4 separate regions of the Homo sapiens genome follow, and regions 1, 2 and 4 are each linked to region 3. A link is an interaction called in ENCODE POLR2A ChIA-PET data of the cell type or tissue named here. Cell type or tissue: HepG2. All regions are shown on one strand. Links, peaks and the distances in the headings refer to the core of each region. The heading gives the core; the rest is flanking DNA. Region 1 overlaps PLCH1 (phospholipase C eta 1). Region 2 holds the start of PLCH1 (phospholipase C eta 1). Region 3 holds the start of C3orf33 (chromosome 3 open reading frame 33). Region 4 overlaps PLCH1 (phospholipase C eta 1).

Region 1 (7,788 bases), core at 1,262-6,261, 91 kb after region 3:
TTAGGAACTGGGTAACAGGCAGAGGTTTAAAGAGTTTAGAGGGCTCAGAAGAAGGAAGGAAGATGATGGAAAATTTGGAACTTCTTAAAGACTGGTTAAATTGTTGTGACCAAAATGGTAATAGTGATATGGACAGTGAAGTTCAAGCTAAAGAGGTCTCAGATGGAAATGAGGAACTTACTGGGAGCTGGAGTAAAGGTTATGCATGTTATGCCTTAGGAAAAAAATTTGGCTGCATTCTGTTCATGCCCTAGGGATCTATAGACACTTTAACTTCAGAGTGATGATCTAGGGTATTTGGTGGAATGAATTTCTGGGCAGTATTGTTCAAGTTGTGACCTGGCTGCTTCTAACAGCCTATGCTCAGAAGTGGGAGCAAATAAATGACTTAAAGTTGGAATTTACATTTAAATAGCAAGCAGAGCTTAAGAGTGTGGAAAATTCACAGCCTGGCCTTGTGGTAGAGAAAGAAAACACTTTTTTTGGGAGAGGAATTCAAGCAGGTTGGGGAGCAACACCTTGCCGGAGATATTTTCATAACTGAAAGGGAGCCAAGTGCTAATTGCCAAGACAAGGGTAGAAGAGCCTTGAAGCATATCAGATATCTAAGACCGCAGCCCCTCTCATCACAGGCCCTGAGACCTAGTAGGACTGAAGAGTTTTGTGGGCCAGGTCCAGGGCCCTGCTGTTCTGTGCAGTCTTGGGACACTGCCCCCTGCATCCCGGCTGCTCCGGCATTAGCCTCTGCTCAAAGAGCCTCAGATACAGCTTGGACTGCTGCTTCAGAGATTTCAAGCCATAAGCTTTGGTGGCTTCCATGTGGAATTAAGCCTGTAGGTGTGCAGAGTGCAAGAGTGAATGAGGCTTGGTAGCCTCCCCCTAGATATCACAGGATTTACAAGAAAGTCTGGATGCCCAGGCAGAAGCCTGCTGCAGGGACAGAGCCCTCACAGAGAACCTCTACTAGGGCAGTATGGAAGGGAAATGTGGGGATGGAGCTTCCACACACTGTCCCCACCAGGGCACTGCCTAGTGGAACTGTGGGAAGGGGGCCAACTGTCTTCCAGACCCCAGAATGGTAAAGCCACAGGCAGCTTGTATACTGCTCCAGGAAAAGCCACAGGCTCCCAGCAACCTGTAACAGCAGCTGCAGAGGCTGAACACTGCAAAGCCATAGAGGCAGTGCTGCCCAAGGTCTTGGGAGCCCACTTCTTGCACCAATGTTCCCTGAATGTGGGTCATGGAGTCAAAGGAAATTACTTTGGAGCTTTAAGATTTGATGACTGCCCTGCTGGGTTTTGAGCTTGCATGGGGCCTGTGGCCCCTTTCTTTTGGTCAATTTCTGCCTTTTGGAACAAGAATGTTTTCTTAATGCTGGTACCACCCCTGTAACTTGGAAGTAGAGAACTTGCTTTGGTTTTACAGGCTCATAGGTGGAAGGAACTCATTTCCAGATGAGACCTTGGACTTCGGACTTTTGACTAGGTTCATGCTGGAATGAGTTAAGACTTTGGGAGACTGTTGGGAAGACATTATTGTATTTTGCAATATAAGGAGGACATGAGATTTGGGGGGCCAAGGGCTGAATGATATAGTTTGAATACATGTCCCGGCCAAATCTCATGTTCACTTGTAATTTGCAGTGTTGGAGTTGGGGCCTGGTGGGAGGTGTTTGGGTCATGGGGAAGGATGACATGGTGCTGTCATGCCTTGGTGCTGTCCTCACGATAGTAAGTGAGTTCTTGTGAGATCTGGTTGTTGCAAAGTGTGGCACCCCCCATCGTATTCTCTTGCTCCTGCTCCTGCCATGTCAGATGCCTGCTCCCACTTTATCTTCCACCATTAGTAAAAGCTTCCTGGGGCCTACCCAGAAGCAGATCTGGTGCCATACTTCCTGTACAGCCTGCAGAACCATGAGCTAATCAAACCTCTTTTCTTATAAATTAGCCAGTCTCAGGTATTTATGCCAATGCAAGAATGGCCTAACACACAAGATTTGAATGAAGTAACTAATAAGTTTGAGCTGATAGACATGAAGATCACACCTCCTAACTTCAGAATACACATTCTTTTCAAACACACTAGAACATTTATGGAAAGTGACCTCAAACTATGTCATCAAGCAAGTTGTAATTATCAAAGGATTAGTGTCATACAGACTAAATCTCTGACCACAGTGGAATTAAACTAGAAACTATAACCAAAAGATTACTATGAATAGTTGTAGAAATGTGTTTCAAAATAATCTTGGGTTTAAAAAGAAGCTGTAATAGTATTCAGAAAATATTTTTAACTGAATGATAACAAAAATACTATGAGTCAAAACTTGGGGGTTGGGGAAGTAGCTAACACATGCTTAACCTTAATTACTTATATTTAAAAAGATGAAAACCTGAAAACAGTTAAACGTTGAAATTAGAAGGTTAGAAAAAGATGCAAAATAGGCCCAAAGAAAACAAATGGAAGGCTAAGTGCAGTGGCTCAGGCCTATAATCCTGGCAGTTTGGGAAGCTGAGGTGGGAGGATTGCTTAGGCCAGGAGTTCTAGACTAGCTTGGGCAACACAGTGAGACCCTGTTTCCACAAAAAATTAGCTGGGCATGGTGGTGTACACCTGTAGTTCTAGTTACTTGGAAGGCTGAGGCATGAGGATCCCTTAATCCTAGGAGGTTGAGGCTGCAGTGAGCCATGATCATGCCACTGCACTCCAGCCTGGACAACAGAGTGTTACTCTGTCTCTTAAAAAAAAAAAAAAAAAAAAAAGAGGCCAGATGTGGTGGCTCATTCCTATAAACATAGCACTTTGGGAGGCTGAGGCAGGCAGATCACTTGAGCTCAGGAGTTCCAGACCAGGCTGGGCAACCTGACGAAATCCTGTCTCTACAAAAAATACAAAAATTAGTTGGGTGTGTTGGCGCATGCCTGTGGTCCCAGCTACTCGGGAGGCTGAGGTGGGACAATCATTGCTTGACCCTGGGAGGCAGAGGTTGCCGTGAGCTGTGATTGTGACACTGCCCACCAGCTTGGATGACAGAGTGAGACTCTGTCTCAAAAAAAAAGAAAGCAGATGGAAGGAAATGATAGTAATAATTCCATGTTATTCAATGGAGATTACTGTAAAAGCTAGCAATATTGACAAATACCTGGTGAGATTGATTTAAAAATAAGAGAGGCACAAATAAGCCATATCAGGATTCAGAGAATAGATGTTGTAGATATTAAAATTATATGAATAATATTATGAACAACTTCATGCTAAAACATTTGAAAGCTTAGAGAAAATGAATAAATATCTAGACAAATATAACTTACCAAAACTGACTTAGAAAAAATAGAAAGCCTGAATAATGCTGTAATTTATAAATAAAATAAACCAGTAGTCAAATATTTCTTCTTAAAGGAAAGTTCAGGCTCAACTGGTTTTACTAGCAACCTAATTCTTCCAGGAAATAGAAACTCATTTTGTAAAGCTATGATAACTTCGATATAAAAGCCTTTTGAGAGCAATATGAGAAATGGAAGTTATAGGCCAGCCTTGCTTGGGAACATACATGTAAAAATCATAAAACATGAGCAATTCAAGTCCAGTAATGCATAAAAAACAGAAGAGGACTCCTTCAAGCTCTGGATACATATTATATACTCTAAACCAGCCCTTTCAAATGCAGCATCCCGGGTGTCTTTGGAGGGTCGATTGCGCCTCATTGCTTAACTAGCTCAGAGCATTTTCAGCTCCTGATTGCATTAGAGAAAAGAAAACACACCAGGAACTTGGGATTTAGTGGTGTCTCCTGTGAGCCTTAAAAAATGAACAAAGTACCCTTTTATTTCTTTCCCTTTGTGTACATAGCTGGGAGGGGGCTAGGCTGTGGAATTAGGCTGTTTGCAGAGGCCTTTAACAACCAGTTTGGTGGTGCTTAGAAACCTGCGGGAAGTAGGGGAGGGGCTGATGGTGGGGAAGGCCATCTGCTGGGTGGCGGGTGACATGGGAGCCCTCTGGACCTGACCCAGGCTTCTGAACTGCTTTAGAAGCTGTCAGTTTGGGGCTGGGCCAGAGAAGAGGATCCCTGGCCCCTCCCACCCCATCCCTGCCCTGTGTAATTCTCTTACTTTGTCTTAAAATTAATGGAGAAATGAGAAAGGAGCAACTTTGTTTGAAATCTTAGTTTTTAACTGGATTTAGTTTCAATTCTCAAGTTTTAGGGATACCTGGGTGCAAAATTCCCAAACATACGTTATGTCAGAGGCCGAAGTACAGGATATAGTTTTGAGACCTGTTTTTCTATGCCTTCCTGTTCCTAAGTGCTTGTTGTTTTATGAATATTACTGTCAGAGCTTATTAATTTTGCCTTTTATCTCTCAGCAAGGCTTAAGAAGAAGGAAATGAGCACTTCTCCATGTAAGTTAAATGCTACACAACTGATACCTGACAGTTCATTTTGTGGTTTTTCAGGGTTATTTTAATTTATAATAAAAGATGAATGGATTGGGATATTAGGGAGGAGTTTTCCATAATCCTTATTAATAGAATATTGAGTATTAAAATTGGAAATACTTTGAAGAACATCTCATTCACTGCCATCCCTTTTTGTGACATAGATGAGGCAGCTGAAGCACAGGGTTGTGAAGAGATTGACCCTGAAACACAGTGTTAGTAAGAGGCAGGATTGGGCTGCAGCTCTGGGTTTTTGACTTCCAGTCAGGTGTTTGTCCATTGTCCCTTGATACCTTACTATGTCCCATGAACTAGTAATTCCTTTTCCACCAAGGAGGCAGGCGTGTGCATTACATTTTAATTTCTGGCCAGATTTTCTTCCCATTCCAACATTCTCCAAATGCTGTTAGCAATTTGGAGAACACACACACCTCTCAGACAGTTTTTACCATGATATCTTGCAAGTAAACTTGGTCTTGGTGTTTCTGAACTTGGTCCAAGTAGCTCACTCAAATTTCATTTCAAAGTAGCCATCCACCATCTTATACCCAAAGGAGTGACACTTTGCTCTGATCATCTCTAATCTATACACTCCAGAGGCTCCTGCTGGAGGGACAAGGTATGCATTTTTTGAATAAGTAATGTTTCATTTAGTTGTCTCCTCCTGTCTCTTCTCCTTGGTTCATAGTAGAGTTGGGGTGAATGGTGGATGTGGGAAGAATTAGAGTCTTGTCTGTCCTGAGTAATTCAACTCTAGGTTCTTTTTATAGGGAAGCGGAATGTCAGGGAGGAACTGGTGCTGGATGTGGAGTGTTGCTCTGGACTGGGGACAGTGGATTTGGAGTCAGGAGATGTGGGTTTGCAACCTGCTGTTTCCATTTAGTCTTATTTGTTAATAATGTGGAACTCACAGGGCTATTGTAAGGGCTTTTTTTTTTTTAAAGACAAGATATAAATGGAAAATTGTGTAAATCATGAAGTGATTTACAAATAATATATTATTAATAAGGAATGTAAAGGGAGTATTGGTTTTTATGGAAAAGGATACTGAAGGAGATTGGGCTCTGGTGGTGATAAAGTAGAGAGAAAGAGGTGGAGACGGCAGTCAGGGTGTAATAGACAAATTCCTCTACTTAGAAAAAAAAAAGGGCCCCTTCTTCCCATAAAGTTATTTATTTATTTATTTATTTATTTAGTGACAGAGTATCGCTGTCCCACCCAGGCTGGAGTGCAATAGTGCCACCTCAGCTTACTGCTACCTCCGTCTCTTCGGTTCAAGAAATTCTCCTGCCTCAGCCTCCCGAGGAGCTGGGATTACAGGCATCTGCTACCTCTCCTGGCTAATTAAAGTTATCTTTTAAAGATTTACCTTTTTTTTTCTTTTTAGCACAGTATTATAATTCTGATTTCCATATATGAACTGGGATAATTTGTCTTTTAAGCCATTCAAGTGGCTTGAACAAATCTGTAGTGTTTCATAAAACTCAGGTTAAAGCAGCAATATAGATTTGCGTCACATTTGAAAATAGCTAAAGGAATTCTAAAGCTGAAGAAAAGGTTTTGTGTTTTGCTTTGCTTAAATACACCTTCAGATAGTCTGGGGGAATCCTTTTCAGCCAGGACAAAGGGCTTGAATGCATCACATCCCTAGGGAAAGCCCAAGAAAGAAAATATTGAGTCATATTTTTGAACTCAGAGAGGACTTGTTAAAAACTTGCCCAAGGTCCCCTGTGAGTTGGTTGTTAGAACTGAAACCAGAATAGAGAGCTCATGATGGCCAGATGGGTCCTCTTTACATTTTGCTATGCTGACGTATTTCATCAGTTGGGACTCTAGGTGCAAGTGACAGAAAACCCAACTCAATGTGGCTTACACAAAACTAAATAAAACAAAAAAGAGAATGTACTGGCTTATTTAATTAAAAGGTGCAAGGACAGATCTAGCTTCAGGTGTGGCAAATGATATTACCACGACTTGGTTTGTTTCCATTTCTCTGGGTTGGATCCAATCTCCACAAATTTTTCCACTATATTGACAGGATGGTGGCCAGGAACTTTAGGTCTTGAAGCTTAGACCTTGCAACTTCAAGTAAAACTGAAAAGGAAGTTTTTTTTCCCCCAAGAGTTCAAACAGAAATCTGTGCCTTACTCTGAGTGATCTGAAACAGGCCGTGTGGATCTCCTATACTGTGGCCTAGTGGATGCAATACTCTGATTTGCAACCTAAGCCACATGCCTACCTGAATCAGAGGATGAAGCTGACAGCACCTGAATCTTTTGAACAGAGAGTGGGAGAAGGATTTTCCCAGAGGAAAACTGGGGTGCTATTTCTAGAGGAGCGAAAAATCAGCAGATGTCCACTGTGGTGGAGTTTTCTTAAAGGGAGCTTTAATTCTAGTAAGTGGGTGTGGGTGTGAAGGATTTTTTTTTTCATTGTCGAGTTTTAAAAGTATTGACAAATGATTATTACTCAAAGTACTTCCCACTTTTCTTAGTTAAAAGTGCCATCCTTGAATTTCTAATATTCTTCATTGGTGGTGTCCCTACTGCCACATATGACTTGTTTGGTATTGACAATTTTGGTCGTGTTAACTACAACTAAAAATGTCAGGAATAAAGAAATTTTACATGATTTTTACATGATTTTACAAGATTACAAAAGTTACTTATCACTTATAAAATGAGCTTAGGAGCATTTTTAACTTTTAAGCTATACTTTTAGTCCATTTGCTGCATGAGTCCTCTACACACTTACATGGCTCTGTTTATTTATTATTTTTGCATTAGGATTTTTTGTGTTTGGTGTCTTTGAGTAGAGTCCATTAAAATTTCTTTTTCAAATCACATTTATGTTCTGTAGAAGTATATTTGTTGATATACCTAGAGGGTTGCAACATATTAGTAGTTATTAAGCAAAAGAAGTAGACTTATAATATCTAATTTGTGTTAAAAAAAAAAAAAAAAAGACCACAGTGCCCATGGTCATTGTCTTTAGGGGATAAGTAATATCACATTGAACATTTTTTTTTTTTAGTTTTTTCTATGCTTTTCAAGTTTGTAAACATGCAGCTATATTTTAAAACTAGTTTTTTTTTTTTTTTGAGACAGAGTTTTTTGCTCTGTTGCCCAGGCTGGAGTATAGTGGCACGATCTCAGCTCACTGCAACCTCTGCCTCCCGGGTTCAAGCCATTCTCCTTCCTCAGCCTCCTGAGTAGCTGCGATTACAGGTGCATGCTAACACGACTGGCTAATTTTTATATTTTTAGTAGAGATGGGGTTTCACCATGTTGACCAGGCTGGTCTCAAACTCCTGACCTCAAGTGATCTGCCCACCTCGGCCTCCCAAAGTGCTGG
Region 2 (7,788 bases), core at 2,300-7,299, 60 kb after region 3:
GTGCAGTGGCGCGATCTTGGCTCACTGCAACCTCTGCCTCCCGGGTTCAAGCAATTCTCTGCCACAGCCTCCCGAGTAGCTGGGATTACAGGTGCCTGCCACCATGCTTGGCTAATTTTTGTATTTTTAGTAGAGACGGGGTTTTACCATATTAGCCAGGCTGGTCTCGAACTCCTGACCTCATGATCCACCCGCCTCAGCCTCCCAGAGTGCTGGTATTACAGGTGTGAGCCACCGTGCCCAGCCCATATCTATTCTTTTTATTTGCCAGAATCTCTTCCTGCCTTCACTTGGTAGGACCAGCCCCTTTCATCTTGGGAACAAATCCTCCCTGGTTCCAAGCAGTTCTGATGGGCTGCTACTTATAATACCCCGCCTTCCTGGCCATAAGGGTGTGTGTATAATCAGGATCTGGCCACACATATACTCTACTTATTGTTGTCCACAGTAATTGACCTATGGATGGACACATGACCTAAGTCAGGTCAGTTCGAATCCTTTCCTACCATCTTATTTACAGATGGTAAAAGCAAAAAGGCCTCTCTAGCTGAGACGATTGAAACCTGGAGCTGTCTCTAGTCATGCTCTCCCCACCCCCAGCTTGTACAGAAAGCTCATATGGAATAGGAGAGAATAGGATCAAAACACTGAGAAAAGCAGAGACAGGGAAATAGTAGGAGCAAAGGTGAAAGTGTGAGAGTGACAAAAATTCCTTGCTTGGCCAAACAAACATTAGTCATGCTTCTGAGCCTTCTCCTGGGCCCATATGTGCGTTTTCTTGTAAAACTCAGTTTTAGAAAAGAGTTCTGCCAAGTCAGTTTAGCAAGAACCCCCACTCTCCATATCTGATCATTCTCAATATCTGATCAGATCCCTCATCCTCCACTATTGCCCAGGTCATGTCTGATCTCCCTGGCCTGTGTTCAGCAAGAATCCAGTTATGTCGGGTTAGCTAGAGTTCCTCATATTCCTGATGTTTCCTCTTAGTGATTTTTCATCCAGCAACCCCATCTGTTCTTTGTCTATAAATTCCAAGCTGCCTATGCTGTATTCTGCATGAGCTCCTTGCAGTAGTCCCTGTGCCGATTTCGATCGTGCTGGATAAAGCCTTCCTTACCATGCTTTAACACTGACTAATTTTTTCTTTAACAAGAGAAATGCTGATTCTGAATTGCTAGACTCCCACCGTTTCTGAAGTCCTTATCCTTCCCCCTATCTTAAAGTGGGAGTCAATACATCAGCTTTTTTTACTCAAGCTGGTTTGATAAGGGGTTTTGTTATTTGTACCTAAAAGCCGTGACCAATTTGTAGAGTAGGGCCATAAAGACAGGTACTACGCTCTACTTCAGGAGTGCTATCTATATTCCAGCTAAGGCTTACCACCTAGAGCAGTGCCTGGTACATGGCAAGTACTAAAGAAATATGTGTTGAAAGAGGAGTGCCTCTTCCTTGATACGCTTTTTTGGTCAATGGTTTTCTTAACTTGGTGCATTGATTAAAATAGGGAACATTTATCTCCTTTCCTCTCTTGCTCGTGGATATAACTCAAGATGGTTGCTGTTTAAATTTGAACACCTTAAATAAATGGCTCTTTTTGCAACTGGAAGCACAATTTTTGCACAGCTAGAAAAATCTTTTTCCAACACAGAAATTCCCAGTGCAGTTTTCTAAGAAACCCCCTACGATACGCAGCACAGCAGGCTCACCACAAGGCACATCAATCATTTTACTGTGTATCAGGCACCTCTTACAGGATTTTCTGTGATCCTGGTGTCAGTGCACATTCTGTATCAAGGCAGAGATGATATGTAGAAATCTGGCAGCTATTTAGAAGGGAGGCTGGGCAGTGGTGTGCCAGTATAATTAATGAGAGTCATCGCTTAGGAAATGAAGAGGGTGGGGGTTGGGAAGGATGCCTTTCACCATTCAATGGCATTTAAGAAAAATTGATGCTTTCTTAGCACTTTTAATGCTGGGAGGACATTAAGTCAAAGAATCACAGCAAAAGATTTTTGTAACTACTGTACAGATGGATGTCCCTGTGCTTGAAGAGGCAGGGCTAATTCAACCCCAGACTTTTCAGCCAGGCGGATTTCAACCTTGTATTGAGCTACCAGCAGGAGTTCTTTATACTTGGAAAAGTGGTAAATCCTTACTAAAAGATCATAGCTTGCATGACCAAGAGATCCTCTAGAAAAGGTACTTTACTACCATGTAGGATGTTTGTCTTACCTGCCCAAAGAAGTTTTAATGAAGATCTCATTTTCTCCAGTTCCCCTTTAACCAGTGAAAGAGGAGGGTATTATTTGTTTTGTTTTTCTATTTATTCTTTGGTAACCATGGAAGAGTTTGTGTAACCTAGAGAGGCTGCTTATTACCCACTGTCTAATCCCTTTGTTATTATTCCATACTCTGATTGTCACAAGCAGGAAAAATAGTTCTGTCCTGCTTCTAAAAACTTAGCAATGTAACACATTTTCTTGTTTTTAGTGATTTTCTCCAATTAATTAATTAATTGTTTTAGTGATTTTTCTCAGATAAATAATGTTAAAACGACTTGGAGAGAAAAGCTACATTAAAAGATTATGGATGTATAAATGTCCTAAACATTTAAGAACATGCATAATTATGATTCATACCAACTTCAGAATTATTACCTTTGGGAAGGGGTGGGGGTAACGAGTCAGGAGTTGGGGTTTAGCTATATCTGTAATGCTTTATTTAAAAAAGAAGGGCTGGGGGGAGCAGGAGTATTACATGGTATATATCCTGTTTTTGGTAGGTTTGAAATATCACACAATTTAAAAATTTAAAAGTTTACAAAATTATGGGAGTTGATTAAAACTATCAAAATAAAGAATGCATAGCAAACAAGTGCTCTTATTATGAACTTTGTGTCTGAGTTTATTTCAACATGTGCATCTGCATTTTTTCAGACTCAAGAAAGACAAACACCGGAGGTTAGGGGGTGAACTGCTGCTGTTGAGGGATTATCTTGGTGGTTTTTTTTTTTTTTTTTTTTTTTTTGGCTTTTCTATTCACCATGGAGGTTACCAGCAAAACAAATCTCCAACAAGCTTGTTTACAAAATATAAAGCAGTTTGGAGGCAGAGGGTTAATGACTTAATTTCTTATAAATTGAGGCTTGTGTATGGGCATGCAAAAAAACAAAAACAAAAACAAGTAAATTTGGGGAGGTTTCTTTCTATAGAGGCAAAGGACCTTACCTACATTTTTTCCAAATTGATTTCTTCCTGGTACTATTGGCAGGAAGAAATTCAAGTGGGTATTCTGGTGGCTTTTTTCTTTTTTCTGAGAGTCTAGGATTGTTTTCAGGACAAAGTTTCTTCTTGCCCATGGTGCTTTGCTGTGACATTGTAATTGCCTCTGTTGAATTGAATAATACAAATGGGTTGTTTCTATGGTATCGGCTAAGTGGGATGAAAAGGTGAAACCCTAGATCTTGCGCTGAGAGGTCACAGTGCTACCACCCTCCACACTGTCTGTCAAAGAGAACAGGCAGCCAAGGCCCTGAGCTCCAATCTCAGGCACTCATTTGTAACTTACTCGTTTGTAACTTCCTGGGCAAATTCACGCATGAAAAAAGAAAATGACTTTAGTTTATGTTGTCACTAAGCCCAGAAAATCCCTGCCAACCCCATGCTGCCAGCTTTCCTAGGACATTCTTATTGGAGGATTATTTTAAACTGAAAGGTGAGTGAAGAGCTGCGTCCCCACTCCTTCCCAGCCAGGCTTTGAACTAACAATAGGGCAGGTTGAATGAAGGCTGATAAATGTAAATCCTGGAATCCAGAAGCCGGATCACACCGCGGCCGTCTAGGCCAGCGGCGGTTCCAGCATCCGCCCCAAGCTGGTCACTCATCCTTTCAGTGCATTCAGTAGATTTCATCGTTTCATCAACACTTGAGTGCCTGCTTCGTGCAAGCTTTCCTCTGCCACCGCCGCCTTCTTACTCCCGGCAGGTTGCCCGCTTGAGTCAACCAGCCACTAAACGGATCTAAGTGAATAAGTGGCCTGTTAATGCCAAGGAGTAGCATTTCCAAATGAAGAGACTGGGGGTAAATAAAAGCAAAGTGTTACCATTTACACGCTCTCAATTTTAGTTGCACTTCACTCAGAGTAGATCTCTTTAATTTGCGGCATCGACAGATGCTATATTCTTAGAAATTTTTTTTTTTTAAAGGAGGTAAGACGGGCGTTTGAGAACACTTTTTACTTTGGTGCAAGTTGCACGCAGTTCCCATTCACTCAGAGTAGATCTCTTTAATTTGCGGCATCGACAGATGCTATATTCTTAGAAATTTTTTTTTTTTAAAGGAGGTAAGACGGACGTTTGAGAACACTTTTCACTTTGGTGCAAGTTGCACGCAGTTCCCATTCCCTGCGCCCTTCACTTCCAACTTTGTTTCTCCAACTCCTTTACCCCCCACCACCGAGGCCCTCTGGCTACAGCCCCGAGGGGTTACCCTGGGTTTCGAAACTTTTGAAACTTGCGGGGGAGTAAAAGTACTTCATTCCCAGTGCTTCTGGCCCTTGCCAAGCGGGGAGCCCCGCAGGAGAGTGTAAGCCAAGGGTTCCAGGTGCAGCCTTGGGGTTCCACGTGCAGCCCTAGGGTTCCGTACACCCATCCCGCCCGGGCCAGAGGAGGCAGCAGGCGCTCCAGTCCGCTCTCCGCAACTCCAGTTCCTGATTTCCTCGGAAGCTGCGGGGCCGAGAGGGAGGGGGGCTCCTGTGTGAGCGTGAGGATTTGAATGAGAAAGCAGGTTGTGGCGGCGGCGCCCTGCTCTTCCCCGCTCGTCTGGGGCTTCTGCTGGCTAGTGGGGAGAAGTGCTCTTCTAGGGGGGCTTTTCTGGCCCTTGGCAGGGGTTTGGAGTTGGAGTCACAGGGGCCAATAACTCATCACCCCAGCACTTCGGAGGTGGCTCCTTGTGCCACGGACTCCGAGGAGTCCTTCAGCTACTGAACACTCAAAGCTGAGGAGGTCAGTGCTTTCGGGGGAAGAAGGGGCCCAGGAGAGAAGGGGGTGTGCAGGAAAAAGAGAACTGGTACGCCAGTCCGATGAGCGAGTGAGCAGGTGGCCCAAGTTCCTTTCTCGGCAGCCACAGCCGGCACACGCCTGTTTAGGACTGTGAGTGCTGTGCGTGGGGATCCCCTAAGGCCCCGTGCGGGGAACTGGCCACGGCCGCTCTTCAGGGTCCCATAATTCAGAAGGATGAGGGTGGGTGTGTGTGTCCGCGAAATAATGTAACTCTCGGGTCCCTTGCGGTGGTGGTGGGTGGCGTTTCGCCCGGTGGAAGGTCCAGCCTCGCTGCAGGATGCTTCACCCTCACGCGGGGTCCCGGGACCCTCTCTCTGACCGCCAGACGCCGCCAGGAGAGCAGGTCCGCGTTTCCCAGCAAGGGGAGTGCAGCGTCCGTTACACTTGGGGAGTCTCACAGCTTTTCCTGCGCCCGGTGACCCTGCTCAGGACCTCTTAGAGACTAGGTGTGCTCAGCGCGAGGAGGATATACTCCATTGCCCTTTCCTGGGAAGAACCAAGAGCGCCCGAGCGGCGCGGGGTGGTGGAGGCAAACCCCGGCCCCGCGGCGGCACGCTCTGCGCCTGCGCGGCGTTTCCTTGGCGACTGAGCTGCGGGTCCGAGACGCCACCCCGCGAGCCCCTAAACCCAGTTCCCTGTTGAGCGTCTGCGACGCCCTCTCCCCTCCTTCCCGAGGCTTTTTCTATTTGTTTCCTTCTGCGAATCAATTTGTGATCACATTTTGACGTTGAGAGTTCAGCATTAAAGCAATAACCAACTAAATTAAAAAAAAAAACCCAACTTTTCCCTTCCCTTGTTACCGTTTTGATCACGGACAGAAGAAAATGGTGAGAGATTAGTTATTAGGGCAGCAATTGAAATCCCCCTCTGTCCCGAAAAGGGGAGACGAATAAAACATTTACTTCCTGGTAAGGAGTTAGAAAATTCAGTGAAGTGATTGTTCTCGAGCGTTACAAGAACAAATCTGTGCCTCCTAACCCAGGTGAAGAGCAGAGCTTGTACAACCCAGCAGCACCCATGTCCTGTTTATTGGCATGTTTATGACAAGGAGATGCTCTGCAAAAGGGACCAGAGTATAATGCCAATGAAAAGAAACAAAGGATTTCCCAGAAGAGGCGGTAGTTTTTTTCAGTTGCCTCAGCGTTTTGGTCACCTTTGGGGTTAAAGTCTTCTGCAGAGAATGCTTCAAGAAGCCTTAACAGAAGCCAGTTTTCTCAAGCTGGTCATTTTCTTTTTCTTTTTTTCTTTTTTGAGACGGAGTCTGGCTCTGTCGCCCAGGCTGGAGTGCAGTGGTGCGATCTCGGCTCACTGCAACCTCCGCCTCCTGGGTTCAAGCTATTCTCTTGCCTCAGCCTCCCGAGTATCTGGGATTACAGGCTCCCGCCACCACGCCCAGCTATTTTTTGTATTTTTAGTAGAGACGGGGTTTCACCATATTGGCCAGGCTGGTCTGGAACTCCTGACCTCAGGTGATCCACCCACCTCTGCCTCCCAAAGTGTGGGGATCACAGGCGTGAGCCACCGCGCCCAGCAGATGAGAATCATTTTCATTTTCATAAAATTGTGAATCTTGACAGCCCTATCCCCTCTTTTAAAATCCGTTTGTTTACATACAGCCTAGCATTTGGCAAAAGTACACATCTTAAGGGGTATGTAGAAGGAGCGGTAGCTTCTTGCTTATTTTTCTTAAACTGCATCAATATTTGGCAGCATGATTGGTACCTAGTTGCTATTTAACATTGGTTAGAATTAACATAAATGCTAATACAAATTTAAAATGGAGTTATTCTTCTTGGGATAAAGTGTGGCATAAAATACCTTGGATGAAGTAATACGTGAGTACTGTCTCGCTACATACCAGTTTCAAGCAATTTGTTTTCAAGAATAGCAAGTGTTTATTTGTGGTAGATGTTTTAAGATAATATCCTCCCACCATCAGCAAATGAAATCAAACATACCACTTTTCAAATGATTAGCGAGTAACATGCTGTTAAAGTTGTCTCCCATCTCATTTGTCATAAATTCTTAACATTGTGCAATCCATCTAGCTCAAATGTTTAAAAATAAGTCCAACTGAGTTTTTCCCCTTTTCTCATGTTTAGCAAAATAGAAAAACTCTTAATTTTCAGGTTCAGATACTTTGTGACCCTATTTGGTGGCTTGTAACTGGCTCCAATTCCCTAATTCTCAGTGACATGTGTTTCTGCTGGTTCCAGGAGGTAAACTGCAGTTTTAACAGATCATGGGATAATGAGACTGGGAGTACCTGGGGGAGGCTGGGGAGAGGCAATGGGAAGGAGACAAAGAGAGGGAAGGTTGATGGGCAGAGCGAGGATTTATAGTGGCACCAGATTTGCAATAAAATCTGTTTAAAGTTATTGCTTCCGTTTGATATATTTTCCCACATCATCAACTTCAATTAAATTTATTTTAAAAATCAGTCTTTCAGATATAGGGCTAGTATTATAAACATAGAATATGATAAAAGTGCTCCTTGTTAGGGTGCCATAATGTAAAATACTGTGAAAATTCTTAACGAAATGTTTTTTACTTAATTTATTCACTTAGTCAACAAATGTTTATTGAGAACGTATTATATATAAGGCAAGATGAATAAATCCAGATTTCTGTTCTGAATGAACTAAGAGCTGTGAGTCCTGAAATAATTCTAATACCACTTCAGACGTTCAGAGTGAAGATACTACCTTTGGTACTCTTAAGGAGAACGA
Region 3 (7,290 bases), core at 2,291-7,290:
CTGGGATTACAGGCGTGAGCCAGCGCTCCCAGCCCCAGCTTCTCTTTTAAAAAGCTGAAGATCTCACCATATCTTACTCTAACTGGTAGAAGTTGGGTATAGTCCCATGTTGGGGTTTTGCCAGGCAAGTGCAAAAGAGGCAGAGGAAGATGAGAGGTCAGAAAGCTTTCAAAGGAGTAATTGTAAGGATAAACTATTGAGTCTAAGCTGGGTAATACAGCAACTGAATTCTAGAGGGAGGTGATGAATAGATCATGGTGGTTCAGTGGACTGGCATCTCAATTAACTCAAAGGATTATTTGTAATGGGTATTTTTACAAGTGAGCCAGAAGAACTGAAAGTTGTTTCAGGAGAGTGAGGTGTTAGCACTGTGATTGTGGATATGGTAATTTCTAGTGAGGAAAAGTTCCAAGGTGTGACTATAGAAGTGGATGGCTGAAGTGGGGAAGAAGAAAAGGTCACTGGGCATGACAGTCAAACAACTAAGAGATGAGAACAATGAGAGGAATTCAGATGAAGATAAAGTCTTTAAGTCAGATGTAAAATCTTCAGTGAATAAGAGGGAGTCATAGGAAATCACAAGATCACAGCCCCAATGAAATCCTGAAGAGGATGAAAAAATGATAATAGTTTGAAGAGCAAGGAAATCATGACCTCATCTGATCCTGAGGTATGTTGTGTAAGAAAAATAGAATGGTTGACTTTGAAACTGGGAACCAAGGCTAGAAACTGGGGTGAGATTCTCATGAAATATTCAACTTTTTTCTTTTTCTTTGGTCTCTGGGAACACTTACATTAGTATCCAATCATTTTTTTTTTTTTTGAGACGGAGTTTTGTTCTTGTTGCCCAGGCTGGAATGTAATGGTGCGATCTCAGCTCACTGCAACCTCTGACTCCCGGGTTCAAGCAATTATCCTGCCACAGCCTCCTGAGTAGCTGGGATTACAGGCATGCGCCACCACACTTGGCTAATTTTTTTGTATTTTTTAGTAGAGATGGGATTTCTCCATATTGGTCAGGCTGGTCTCGAACTCCTGACCTCAGGTGATCTGCCAGCCTTGGCCTCCTAACGTGCTGGGATTACAGGCATGAGCCACCATGCCCAGCCCTCCAATCAATTTTTTAAATGATAATTCCACCTCATTAATTTCAAACATTCAGTAAGAGTCTATTACAGATATGTTCATGGTATTGTAGGAAATTAAGGGATGGGGCAGTGAATCTAAGTGTGGCTTTTCATGTATATCTCTCTGTTGAGGTCATGTAATCATCTTATTCAGTGAGTTTTCAGAAATTACCAGCAGGAAAAGGAACAGTGTGCCTTGGTGGATCTAACTCAGGAGCATAAGTCTCTGATTAATCTGCAGAAGTCCTGGAACAAGCACTAGATTTCTCACATCAATGCATAGTGAGGTGATGCTGAAACATTATTGAAGGAGACTTAAAGACATTTAGAGGACTTAGAGATGTCCAGGTGGCTGACATCTGAAATATTAAGAAAGACTTTGGGATGGAAAGTAGGCAGAATGGACTAACCTGTCTTCAACTAGGACACTGAAAATGCTAGCAGATAGGAGAGAAGAGGTATGGGACATTGGAAAACCAAAAGGAGTAATGTTAGGCAAATGATTGCCTAAGAAATCCACACTTCCTTTCCTTTTATTAACTAAATTTATTTTAAATCTAGTAACACAGAGATATTTTTATTTGAAATAGTGATTATGGATTAATATGTATCTTTGTAGATGGATTTTCCCCAATATCATTTGTGTTCCACCCTTGATGGAAATTTGTAGGTATTTTTGTGATTTGGCCAATTGCCTGTATAAGAGACAGTGTTGTGGTTAACTGCACAGAGTGAGCCAACTGGCTGAGTTGAATGCCTGCACAACATCCCAGTTTATCACTTCTTGGCTAGGTGACCTTAGCTACTGCCTTAATCATTCTGTGCATACTTGCTCTGTAAAACTGGGATTAATAATAGTGCCTACCTCATGAGTTGCTGGGAGGATGAAGGGAGTTAATGTCTGAGAAGCACCTAGAACAATACCTGGCGCATAGCAAGCAAGACCCAAGTGTCAACGATTCTTATTTACTTACTTTCTTGTCTTTTCTTTTTATTGAGACAAGAGTCTTGCTCTGTGGCCCAGGCTGGAGTGCAGTGGTGCGATCTTGGTTCACTGCAACCTCTGCCTCCTGGGTTCAAGCGATTCTTCTGCCTCAGTCTCCTGAGTAGCTGGGACTACAGGCGCATGCCACCACGACTGGCTAATTTTTTGTATTTTTAGTAGAGATGGGGTTTCACTGTGTTAGCCAGGATGGTCTCGATCTCCTGATCTCATGATTCAACCTCCTCAGCCTCCCAAAGTGCTGGGATTACAGGCGTAAGCCACCACGCCCGGCTGTTATTTACTTTCTATTGGCTATAACACAGAGACAATACACTCCTTGAAGCCACCACTCATAATATGTATTGTTAGGAATACAACATAGTCTGTTTTGACTTTTAAAGGTAATATTTGCATAAAGTAAAAAAAAAAAAAAAACTCCAGTAGTATAATTGCACTCTCCAATATAATAGCCACTAGCCATATGTGACTAAATTAATTAAAATTAATAAAGTTAAAAATTCAGTTCCTTGATTTCAGTAGCCACATTTCATGCAGGCAATACCCACATGAAGCTACAGGACATTTCTATCACTGAAAAATGTTTATTAGAGGTGGCAGATTGTGAAACCTCTTGCCCTTTCCTACCTTCCGTTTCCCGGGGTAGTCACTGTTACTAGTTTCTTGTATAGTATTTAGTATTTATTTATTTTTTTAGATGGAGTCTTGCTCTGTTACCCAGGCTGGAGTGTAGTGGCACGATCTTGGCTCACTGCAACCTCCGCTTCCCAGGTTCAAGCGATTCTCCTGCCTCAGCCTCTTGAGTAGCTGGGATTATAGGCGCATACCACCAGGTTCAGCTAATTTTTGTATTTTCAGTAGAGACGGAATTTCGCCATGTGGGCCAGGCTGGTCTCGAACCCCTGACCTCAAGTAATCCGCCCGCCTCGGCCTCCCAAAGTGTTGGTATTACAGGCAGGAGCCACCACACCCGGCCTCAATATATATTTTTATTACATAAATGTTACCATATTATTTGCACTGCTCTGTATCTAATTTTTGTTTTATTTAAAATGTATTAACTACTGTTTTCTAACAGCTCAAAGATTTAGAGCATGTGATATTAGGCTTTCAGAGCAGCTCTTAAAACTTTAAAGCACAATTTGAATATAAGAAATATGCATAGGTTTCAAGGACAGGTCGTATTTGGTTAAAAAATATGCATATGCTGTTCCTTGGGAGCAGGTGGAAGGAATGAATTACTTCAATTTCCTTCCTTGTGTGGCACCTGCGAAAACCACGTTGCAGCTGAGTGAATTGAAGTCACCAGCTGACAATCATCCTACTAGCTTGATAGGGAATGCTTCAGCCCCCACAGTGCTGCTCAGAGATCTCCTGCATCGTGGAATCACCCTGCATAAAAGCGGTTGGGGCACTGTTAAGACGTCTGATATCTGGGGCCCGCCCACTGGCGACTGCAGGTCGCGGGGCCACCCCGGTCCGCGGGGAAGGGGACCCCGCCGCCTTCCCGAGGTGAGCGGCGCCCCCTGCCGCCAGCCGGAGGAGCTCAGGGCCGCTCGCAGGAGGCCGGGAACATGGCGGGGCAGCCCGCGGCCACCGGCTCGCCGTCTGCCGACAAGGACGGAATGGAGCCCAACGTCGTGGCTCGGATCTCGCAGTGGGCAGACGACCACCTGCGCCTAGTCCGGGTACTGGGGCCACGCAGTCTGGGCGGGTGGTGGGCGCGGGGCGGCACAGAGCGACCCTGAGAACAACGTGAGGCCTCAGGCGTGGATCCCGCCGGGGCCGGGGAGCGACAGAAAACTGCGGGGGAATGAGCTCGAGAGGGCGACATCGCGAGTGTCGTGTGTGCGGGGCTGCAGAGGGCCGGGGGCGGGCCAGGGGGCCAGTTCGGCCTCATTATTACAAGGACTGTTCTGGATCCTTGCTGGGCTGTAGGGGGCACCTCAAAGGGTGAGACGCAGCCCAGCTCGGGGATGCCACCTGGTCCATTAGAGCATTTGGGGAGGGCCCAGAGAGGAGACCGAGGAAGAGCAGGGAAGTCCTGTACGCCTTGGGAGAGAGCATTTCTAATTTTTATTTATTTTTAATTTTATTTTTTAGGGACACGGTATTCCTCTCTGGCCCAAGCTGGAGTGCAGTGGCACGATCATAGCTCACTGCTGCTGCTCCACCCACTTCGGCCGAAAAGATCCTCCCACTTCAGCCTCCCGAGTAGCTGGAACCACAGGTTGCGTGCGCTACCCCATCGACTACTTTCTTTTAGAGTTAGAGACTGGGAGTCTTGCTATGTTGTCCAGGCTGTCCTCCAACTCCTGGCCTCAAGTGATCTCCCACCTCAGCCTCCCGAATAGATTTCTTTTTTTTGAGACAGGGTCTCCCTCTGTCACGCCTGGAGTGCAGTGGCACCATTATGTCTCGTTGCAGTCTCCACTTCCTGGGCTTAAGCAATCCTCCCACCTCAGGCTCCCGAGTAGCTAGGGCTACAGGCACTTGTCACCACACCAGGCTAATTTGTTTTTTGTTTGTAGAGGCAAGGTCTTCCTGTGTTGCCCAGGCTGGCCTTGAACTCCTGGTCTCAAGAGATCTGCCCGCCTCGGCCTCCCAAAGCACTGGGATTGTAGGCATCAGCCACTGGTGCCCTGCCTTTTTTTTTTTTTTTTTTTTTAAGTGAAGCACTAAGCCTCTGGAGTTGAAGCAAGAGAGGGACATGTTAGGCCACCAGGCAAGAGAGGGTTGTGGCTAAGACACAGAATTGTGGTGATATGAATTGTTTGGGTGTGAGGTACAAAGAAAGAGGTCCAAGGAGGCTGGTAATAGTTGCTGATAAGGAGAAGGAGTTGGAATAAATGATTTATTGGGGAAAATCTAGAGAACTTTTTGGACACGTACATGGAGATGTGCAAATTTGGAGATCATTATTAGACTTCTAAGCAGAATTGTAGATGCTGTCCTTGGCAACTGGATATGGGGTCCGGTGTTGAAGGGAGATCAGAACCTGACATAGAACATTGGGAATGACCTGCATAAACCTTAAGTAGCATTTAAAGCCGTGGGCTTGAATAACATCTCAGAGCAAGTGAGAAAAGCTACTGAAGAAGCCCTAGAATTTGGGGGATTATAACATTGAGAATCTGGGGAGTAAAGAGGAGGTCAGCAAAGACTAAGAAGAAGCAGACAGTGAGGTAGTAAAAAAGTCAAGACAGCCAGGTGTTCTAGAAGCCAAGTGAAGAAAATGTTTTCAGAAGGAATCATTAACTTTAAAAAATAATACTGGAAAGTTGAGTAAGATAACTTTGCAAATGCTCTACAGCCAAGCAGCACAAAGTCCAAAGCCATGCCTGTTTTCACTCATCATTGTAGCCCCAGTTCTTAGAGTAATGCCTGCTACTTAGTAAGTGCTAGATAAATATTTGTAGCATCATTGAATGGTAAATAATATATGTGTTAATTGGTGAAAACTCATTTCTTCCAGTTAAGCAGTAATAGATGCATGGGTTATTTCAAATTAAAAAATGACTTCAGAAGGATTATGGGAGGAAGTTGTGTAAATTAGAACATAGTTATAATATTACAAATAATCCAATCACAGAACCCAGAGTATGTACCTTTGTGCATATTTTCAATCTCATTTCCTTTTTCTTTTTTTTTAGACCAAGTCTTGCACTTGTCCCCCAGGCTGGAGTGCAATGGTGTGATCTCGGCTCACTGCAACCTCTGCCTCCCAGGTTCAAGTGATTGTCCTGCCTCACCCTCCTGAGTAGCTGGGATTACAGGTGCCTGCCACCAAGCCTGGCTAATTTTTGTATTTTTAGTAGAGATGGGGTTTCACCATGTTGGCCAGGCTGGTCTCGAACTCCTGACCTCAGGTGATCTGCCCGCCTTGGCCTCCCAAAGTGCTGGAATTACAGGCATGAGCCACTGCGCCGGCCTCTTTTTTCCTTTGAGACAGAGTCTCACTCTGTCGCCCAGGCTGGAGTGCAGTGGCACAATCTCGGCTCACTGCAACCTCCACCTCCTGGGTTCTAGCGATTCTCGTGCCTCAGCCTCCTGAGTGGCTGGAATTACAGATGTGTGCTACCACGTCCAGCTAGTTTTTTGTATTTTTAGTAGAGACGAGGTTTCACCATGTTGGCCAGGCTGGTCTCAAACTCCTGACCTCAAGTGATCCACCCGCCTCGGCCTCCCCAAGTGCTGAGATTACAGGCGTGAGGCACCACACCTGGCCTCAATCTCATTTCTTTTTTTTTTTTTTTTTTTTTGAGACTGAGTCTCACTCTGTTACCCAGGCTGGAGTGCAGTGGCACGATCTCGGCTCACTGCAACCTCTGCCTCCCCGATTCAAACGATTCTCCTGCCTTAGCCTCCTGAGTAGCTGGGACTACAGGCGCCCACCACCACGCCCGGCTAATTTTTTGTATTTTTAGTAGAGACGAGGTTTCACCGTTTTAGTCAGGATGGTCTCGATCTCCTGGCCTTGTGATCTGCCTGCCTCGGCCTCCCAAAGTGTTGGGATTACAGGTGTGAGCCACCATGCCCAGCCAATCTCATTTCTTATATACCTAGTTGTATTGATGGAAGGAAAGTGTGTTAGATTATTACTCTTTTTGAGAGAGTTGCAGGATTCTTAATTTTTCATTAACTCCTTTAGGCCTACCCCAGTTTAAATGAAACACTTTAAAAACATCGCTTAATATTCCCTAGCCATTTACCCACATCTGCCAAGTGCTGTATATTAAGGTTTAGTGATAAAATTTTCTACTAAATACTTAAATTCCTACTATGGATGCAAGGTTATACTAATTACTATGGGTACTGTATAGGAAGTACTAGACCAGTTCATATATTGATGGAACTGATAGTTAAATAATACGATCAGTAGAGAACAATCCAATACTATATACATATATGTATCTGTGTATTGGGGTGGGTGGGTGTGTATATGTGTGTGTATATGTTTACATATACATGTATGTATATATGTTTAAATATATATATAAATGTCTCTGTGTGCCAGATTGGGAAAGAATTTGAGTACTATAAAAGTTAAAAGAATTCATCATAATGAACGAGTGGACAGTTTTTGAAGAAGTGGGCCTTTATTTGAAAGACATACATTGTTTATACACATTAGATATAGAGAGGACAGTCTTCTTTTTT
Region 4 (7,788 bases), core at 624-5,623, 68 kb after region 3:
GGGAGGGCAGACAGATATTGAATCCTTGCTTTATTTTTTAAATACGATTTTTAATTTTAGACATGAGGTCTCACTATGTTGCTCAGGGTAGTTTTGAACTCCTGGGCTCAAGTGATCCTCCCTCCTCGGCCTCTCAAGGTGCTGGGATTACAGTTATGAACCACTGCTCCTGGCCTCGAATCCTTGCCCTAGATTTGCTATTTCCAACTATATGAAACTGCTATAGTTGTAAATATAAGGTGGTCAAACATCAGCAATGTCATATGATTTAACCTAATATTGTTGGGTAGAATTAACAGTGGTTACCTTCTTCTTCTTCTTTTTTTTTTTTTTTTTTGAGACAGAGTCTCTCTCTATCACCCAGGCTAGAGTGCAGTAGATCTTGGCTCACTGCAACCTCTACCTCCTGGGTTCAAGTGATTCTCCTGCCTCAGCCTCCTGAGTAACTGGGATTACAGGCGCCCGCCATCATGCCCGGCTAATTTTTGTATTTTTAGTAGAGATGGGGTTTTGCCATGTTGGCCAGACTGGTCTCGAACTCCTGACCTCAGATGATCCGCCTGCCTTGGCCTCCCAAAGTGCTGGGATTACAGGCCTGAGTCATCGCACCTAGCCAACAGTGGTTACCTTCTGACAATATCTTTTTATAAGCATGTGTGTATCATGAGAACACATATGGTACACACGCTATGTCTAAGTACAAAAAAGCTGTTTTTCATTTGGTATCTATTTTGGTCTGAGGAATTTTGGCATGATTGGGATTTACCATAAGGGGGGATAGTTTTTCTGGTTATTTATTGTTCTGTAAATATTTTAAAGGATTCTGGAAGAAAAGGAGGAAGTGAACATTAATGTATTCCTAACGTGATGGCACTTATTTTATGTCTTTTTATAATACACAATAATCAAGAGAGGCAGGAATTCTTATCCTATGTTACTGATGAGGTTCAGAGAGGTTAGTTTCTTGCCTAAGATGTAACATGGGACAGACGAACGTGGAACAGACTTGGAATTTGAACCCACGTCTGTCTGCCTCCATGTTCTGTTACATCCTATTACTACTCAGGAATGCAGTGGTAATAGGCGGGAAATTTGTGACAAACGCTGGGTTACTTTTATTTTCAAATTCACCATTTATGCAAAGTATAGACAGGTAGAGAGTTTCTGATAAGCTGTCTGGAGAGTAAAGAAACTGCATTCCCTACATGGAGTTTAGGAGGTTGTAAATTCAGGTCTGGTTCCAGAAAACATTCACGACTTTGTTTATAAACGATGTGGGCTATGTTTTTGGAAGTGGTGTTTAGGTTATGTGCTGTAGAGATTTTTCCACATCGACTTGCTCACTTACCACTTCTGGATTGTTGCCATCTTGTGGTGGGTCTAAGAGGATTCCTCATGATTTTAATGTGTGCTTTCTGACATCCTAAGATTTAGATGTTGGTTTTATCTAAATGTTGCCCGATTATTTTTCTTGAGGTAGTATTGATAGATTTACTGCTAGAATGGACCGGGTAGTGTTTTGCAATGTTTTTCAAACTGGAGATGAGAATTGCCTTGGACAGTTGCTGAAAATGTCTTAAGTTATTCCAGAAGCTGGAGTTTTGGTGCTCCTAAAACTGCTGTGGTACTGGGAAGTTGCAACTGGCTTGTACTGAGCTGGTTTTAGATTTGCAGTATTTTTGAGCTGGTTTCAGCATAAAGAAACTGGGCTCAGGAATGTCATCGTTCACACAGCCAATTGGTGGCTGAGTTGCGATGGATACCTAAGACACCTAAGTCTAGCATGCTTTTATTTTTGTATATTTTTTTGAGACAGGGTCTCCCTCTGTCACTGGCACGATCTTGGTTCACTGCAGCCTCCACCTCCAGGGCTCAAGAGGTCCTTGCCCCTCAGCCTCCTGAGTAGCTGGGACTACGGGCGTGTGCCACCATGTTATGCTATTTTTTTTTTTTTTTGGAGGTGGAGTCTCGCTCTGTTGTCCAGGCTGGAGTGCAGTGGGGGGATCTCGGCTCACTGCAACCTCCGCCTCCCGGTTTCAAGCGATTCTCCTGCCTCAACCTCCCTAGTAGCTGGCATTATAGGCACCCGCCAGCACGCCCAACTAATTTTTTTTTTGTATTTTTAGTAGAGACAGGGTTTCACCGTGTTAGCCAGGCTGGTCTTGATCTCCTGACCTCGTGACCCGCCTGCCTCGGCCTCCCGCAGTGCTGGAATTACAGGCGTGAGCCACTGCGCCCCGCCCCGCTAATTTTTAAAAGAAATTTTGTAGAGACAGGGTCTCACTATATTTCCAGGCTGGTCTCGAACTCCTGTGCTCAAGCAATCCTCCGACCTCTACCTCCCAAAGTGTTGAGATTACAGGCACGAGCCACTACTCCCGGCAGTCCAGCATTCTTAATAGCGCACCACACCTTAAAAAGCACACCCTTCTTCTGGGTCTTCTTTCTTCCCTAGTACCTGACTCCAGGCTAGAAGAAAATGCTAAGGGTTTCAAAAAAAGTGGGTGCTGGACTCTGTCTTGGAATTCAGCCTCTGCCTCAGACACCACACAGGTCCCTGGAGGGCTCTCTGGGTTTTGCTCTTTAGTTGTTTTCTGTAGCTTATTCTCCAAGCAGCCTCTTCTCTCTGTGGCTGGTTCTTTTGCACTGAGCAAGAGACTTACAAACTTGTCTAGCCTTACCCGGTCAATTGCCACTGGATGTCAGCGGGATCTAGTTTAGTGCCAGCGTCAGTGAGTTACTGATTAACTGATCCAAGGCACTCAAGGTTTCTCTTTCATCTGTCTTCACTTCCTTGTTGCTAGTCCACAAGAACCAAACATTTGAATTCAGCTTCCCACTTCCCTCTTCTCTCCCTCTTCAATTAAGTTGAAGAGGCTTCTGGACCTTAGATCTGCATGGAGTGCTAATAAAACTTCTGCAGAATTATTTCTGCTGGGAACTTGGAAGATCTACACAGGTTTTTCAGGTCAGAATCCTGGACCAGAAATTCAGTGAGTTGATTTGCTATAAAATCATATGCAATGTAGTTCTCCAGACATCCTATTTCTTTTTGCCAAATAGCTCTTTCTTATCTTTGAGTGATATAGGAGGTATTGAAAATTTATTTTTTAAAGAAGAGATTGCTTCATAGAACAGTAATGTGTTAATATAAGGAGTTAGGGTTATGTGAAGACCCTCTGATTTTTTAATTTATATTTGAGGGGGAACCACCTTTTCTTTTACACATACATAATATCTCTAGGAGGGCAGGGCATGGTGGCTCACGCTTGTAATCCCTGCACTTTGGGAGGCCGAGGTGGGAGGATTGTTTGAACCCAGGAGGTTGATGTTGCAGTGAGCTGTGATCCTGCCACTGCACTCCAGCCTGGGTGATAGATTGAGACCCTGTCTCAACAAAGAAAAAAGAAAAAAATCTTCAGAAGGATACACAAGAATTAAGAAGTTGATTACTAAGGGACAGAAGTCAGAGGTAAACAATTCACCATATACTCTTTTTTTTTTTTTTTTTTGAGACGGAGGCTTGCTCTGTCACCCAGGCTGGAGTGCAGTGGCGTGATCTCGGCTCACTGCAACCTCCGCTTTCCGGATTCATGCGATTCTCCTGCCTCAGCCTCGGGAGTAGCTGGGACTACAGACGTGCGCCACCACGCCCGGCTAATTTCTTTTGTATTTTAGTAGAGACGGGGTTTCACCGTGTTGCCCAGGCTGGTCTCGAACTCCTGAGCTCAGGCAATCCAGCCGCTTCGGCCTCCCAAAGTGCTGAGGTTACAGGCATGAGCCACTGTGCCCGGCCTGTATACTCTTTTATGCCTTTTGAATTTTGAAGCTTTCAACTTAATACATAAAATGAAAGAAAAAATAAAAACAAAGAAAGAAAAAGAGAATATATGGGTTTCAATAATAAATGAATAAATAAACGACTGTCTCTTAGCTCCTAACTGGTAGAAATAGGAGACTGGGAAGCAATTTTAAAGAAAAGAAAAGCAATTATCTGTCTTACTTTCTTCATAAGCCTCATTGCATTTTATAATTTTTAAAACTAGTGTTCTCTAAGGTCTTCTGGATTTCGATAACAGGGCGGGAGAGGTTTTGCAATTTTTAATAGTTTTCTTTCCTCTCATAAAGCATCACTATTGGCTGCAACCTGGCTCAGGGGACCGGTGGGAATCAGACTCGTCTGACTACTGAGCAGCTGAACCTGTCTTTTGCAGGCAGTGTGTTTATGGAGTGAAGGCTGGAAAGTTTCTTTTTCTTATTTTTTTGCCCATTGCTTTTGTTCCCCAAAGAGAAATCACTGTAGTGTGATTATTCCTGAATTTTCCTGAGCCTTGTCTGAATGTGAATGTCACAGGAATCTTTTCTTCTTAAATGGAAAAAGAGAAAAGGCTTGTACACAAATGTTCTACTCTAAACCACAACTTTTCTCCTTTTAAATAGGTTTTGGATTGAAAGTATTTTTCTATTTACTGGGTAAATCACTAAAATACAGTCTTGGAAGAGAGAGAACATAAACTGTTTACTAACTTCTTTTTCTTTTGTCAAAAGAGAGAAATGTGAAATCTGTTATTTAGTTTCCAAGTTTCAGTCAAAAGCAAAAACCTGAATCAGGACCAATTCCCAACATATTGTTGAAAAGTCCTCACTTCCGATCTGGTGAACTAAATTAAAGGTGTACGTTTTCTCATAGAATTCTTCTCATTAGTGTATTAATTTTATTCTTTGGGAAAGAATAACTGGATAGATCTTATATTTTCATGATTACACATTTTAGAAGCTTACAAGGGCGTTTAGGGAAAAATTACCTCCCACATCTCTGTTCCTCAGCCATTCAGTTTTTCCTCCCGTAGAAAAGTGTTATTAGTTTCTTGTGTGTTTTTTCAGACGTAACATATTTTGTGTATCATTATATATCAGCATATAAGAGCTTCCTTAAACTATTTATTTTCTTTAATTGACAAAAATTATATACATGTTTTGAAATATGTATACATTGCAGAATGGGTAAATCGAGCTAATTTATGTAATACCTCACATACTTTTTTTATCTTTTTCTTTTTTGCTGTAAGAACACTGAAAATCTACCCTTATCAGTTTTTTTTTTTTTTTTGAGATGGAGTCTCGCTCTGTCACCCAGGCTGGAGTGCAGTGGTGCGATCTTGGCTCACTGCAACCTCTGCCTTCTGGGTTCAAGCGATTCTCCTGCCTCAGCCTCCCAAGTAGCTGGGATTACAGGTGCCTGCCACCACGCCCGGCTAATTTTTGTATTTTTAGTAGAGATGGGGTTTCACTATGTTGGCCAGGCTGGTCTCGAACTCCTGACCTCAGGTGATCCACCTGCCTTGGCCTCCCAAAGTGTTGGGATTACAGGCGTGAGCCACTGCACCCAGCTCCTTATCAATTTTTTAAGAATAAAATACATTGTTATTAATGATAGTCATCATGTTGTACAATAGACTCTTGAACTTCTTCCCCCTATCTAACCAAAATTTTGTATCCTTTGACCAGCATCTTCCCCACCCGCCACCCAGTCACATCGCAGTCCCTGGTAACTACCATTCTACTCTTTCCTTCTATGAGTTCAACTTTTTTAGATTTTACATATGAGATCATGTGGTATTTGTCTTTCTGTGTCTGACTTACTTCATTTACCATAATGTCCTCCAGGTTCATCCATGTTGCAAATGATAGGATTTCCTTCTTTTTAAAGGGTGAATAGAATGCTACTGTGTATAGGCTGGGCGCGGTGGCTCACGCCTGTAATCCCAGCACTTTGGGAGGCCAAGGCGGGAGGATCACAAGGTCAGGAGATCGAGACCATCCTGGCTAATATGGTGAAACCCCGTCACTACTAAAAATACAAAAAAATTAGCCGGGCGTGGTGGCGGGTGCCTGTAGTCCCAGCTACTGGGGAGGCTGAGGCAGGAGAATGGCGTGAACCTGGGAGGCGGAGGTTGCAGTGAGCCGAGATTGCACCACTGCACTCCAGCCTGGGCGACAGAGCGAGACTCTGTCTCAAAAAAAAAAAAAAAAGAAAAAGAAAAGAATGCTACTGTGTGTATATATATATACCACATTTTCTTTATCCCTTCATCTACTGATGGACACTTAGGTCAGATTCCATAACTTCGCTATTCTGAACAATGCTGTAGTGAACATGTGAGTGAAGATAATTCTTTGACATACTGATTTCATTTTCTTTGGATACATACCCAGTAGTGAAATTGCTAGATCATATAGTAGTTCTATTTTTAATTTCTTAAAATTTAATTTAATTTTATTTTGAGATAGGGTCTCACTCTGTTGCCCAGTCTGGAGTACAATGGTGCGATCATGGCTCACTGCAGTCTTGACCTCATGGGCTCAAGCAATCCTCCCACCTCAGTCTCCTGAGTAGCTGGGAGTACAGGCACATGCCACTATGACTGTCTATTTATTTTTATTTTTAATAGAGACCAGGTCTCACTATGTTGCCTGGGCTGATCTTGAACTCCTGGGCTCAAGTGATCCTCCCACCTTGGCCTCCCGAAGTCTTGGGATTACAAACATGAGACACTGTGCCTGTCCTATTTTTGATTTTTCGAGGAACCTCCATGCCGTATTAATTTACATTCTCACCAGCAGTGCACAAGGATTTCCTTTTTTCCATATCCTTGCCAGCACTTACTTTTTGTCTTTTTGATAATAGCCATTCTAACTGATATGAAGTGAAATCTCATTGTGATTTTAATTTGCACTTTCCTGATGACTAGTGATGTTGAGTGCATATATATATATATATATATATATATATATATATATATATATATGTATACCTGTTGGCCATTTGTATGTTGTCTTTTAAGAAATATCTATCTAGGTCCTTTGCCTATCTTCAGATCAGGTTATTTGTTTTCTGGCAGTTGAGTTCTTTGAGTTCCTTTTGTATTTTGAATATTAACCCCTTATCAGATGTATGGTTTGCAAATATTTTTCCCATTCCACAGGTCGTCTCTTTATTCATTCTCTTTTTTAGTTTGAAGCAATCTCATTTGTCTATTTTTGCTTTTGTTTATTGTGCTTTTGGGGTCATATCCAAAAAATCATTGCTCAGAGAATGTCATGGAGCTTTTCTCCTGTTTACTTCTAGTAGTTTTATAGTTTCAAGTTTTACATTTAAATCTTTAATCTATTTTGAGTTGATTTTGTATGTGGTAGAGAAAATGGTCTAATCTTATTCTTCTGCATGTGGATATCCAGTTTTCCTCAACCTATTTATCGAAGAGACTGTTCTTTCCCCATTGTGTGTTCATGGCACCTTTGTTGAAAATCAATTGACCACAAGGGTGTAGGTTTATTTCTGGGCTCTCTGTTCTGTTCCATAGTTCTCTGTGTCTGTTTTTATGCTGGGACCATGCTGTTTTGAATACTATAGCTTTGTGTGGTATATTTTGAAATCAGGTAGCATGATGCTTCTAGCTTTGTTCTATTTGTTCAAGATTGCTTTCTCTATTCAGGATCTTTTGTGGTTCCATATGAATTTTAGGTGTTTTTCTTTTTTTCTATTTCTGTGAAAACTGTCATTGGAATTTTGATAGGAATTACATTGAATATGTAGATTGCTTTGAGTAATATGGACATTTTAATATTAATTCTTCCAATTTATGAACACAGGATATCTTTCCCTTTGTTCGTGTTTTCTTTAATTTATTTCATCAGTGTTTTGTGGTTTTCAGTATGCAAGTTTTTCACCTCCTTGGTTAAATTTATTCCTACGTATTTTTTTTGTAGCTATTGTAAATGGGATTA

Evidence for each region. Peaks named below come from ENCODE experiments on the same cell type or tissue, not always from the same donor. Only the 100,000 strongest peaks of a DNase experiment are listed, where the experiment ranks them.
Region 1: POLR2A ChIA-PET joins it to region 3 with 10 read pairs; 4 of 35 experiments call an interaction of 5 or more read pairs at or near these places.
Region 2: POLR2A ChIA-PET joins it to region 3 with 38 read pairs; 12 of 35 experiments call an interaction of 5 or more read pairs at or near these places.
Region 4: POLR2A ChIA-PET joins it to region 3 with 10 read pairs; 12 of 35 experiments call an interaction of 5 or more read pairs at or near these places.

Annotation. Positions count from the first base shown.
Region 1 is chr3:155,710,581-155,718,368 of GRCh38, reverse strand. The region is part of intron 1 of PLCH1 (phospholipase C eta 1); the gene reads left to right. Among named protein-coding and RNA genes, the nearest start is that of PLCH1, 31 kb to the left of the region's middle. In HepG2, for the core only: no CTCF peak of the experiment used is centred there; a DNase peak (open chromatin) is centred at 3,868; H3K4me3 peaks cover 372 bases.
Region 2 is chr3:155,742,054-155,749,841 of GRCh38, reverse strand. It overlaps PLCH1 (phospholipase C eta 1), which reads left to right and starts at 4,771. Exons shown (of 23, transcript NM_014996.4): 1 at 4,771-5,002. RefSeq lists enhancers at 4,809-5,018, 4,913-5,534. In HepG2, for the core only: no CTCF peak of the experiment used is centred there; DNase peaks (open chromatin) are centred at 2,371, 2,941, 4,731, 5,581 and 1 weaker place; H3K4me3 peaks cover 3,026 bases; H3K27me3 peaks cover 258 bases.
Region 3 is chr3:155,802,667-155,809,956 of GRCh38, reverse strand. C3orf33 (chromosome 3 open reading frame 33) reads left to right here and starts at 3,679. Exons shown (of 5, transcript NM_001308229.2): 1 at 3,679-3,818. The coding sequence starts at 3,705. RefSeq lists a silencer at 3,395-3,744. In HepG2, for the core only: CTCF peaks have their summits at 3,661 (motif pointing left) and 4,066 (motif pointing right); DNase peaks (open chromatin) are centred at 3,566, 4,666 and 5,466; H3K4me3 peaks cover 1,888 bases.
Region 4 is chr3:155,732,956-155,740,743 of GRCh38, reverse strand. All of the region lies in intron 1 of PLCH1 (phospholipase C eta 1), which reads left to right. Among named protein-coding and RNA genes, the nearest start is that of PLCH1, 8.2 kb to the left of the region's middle. In HepG2, for the core only: a CTCF peak has its summit at 1,377 (motif pointing left); DNase peaks (open chromatin) are centred at 1,353 and 2,713; H3K4me3 peaks cover 1,806 bases.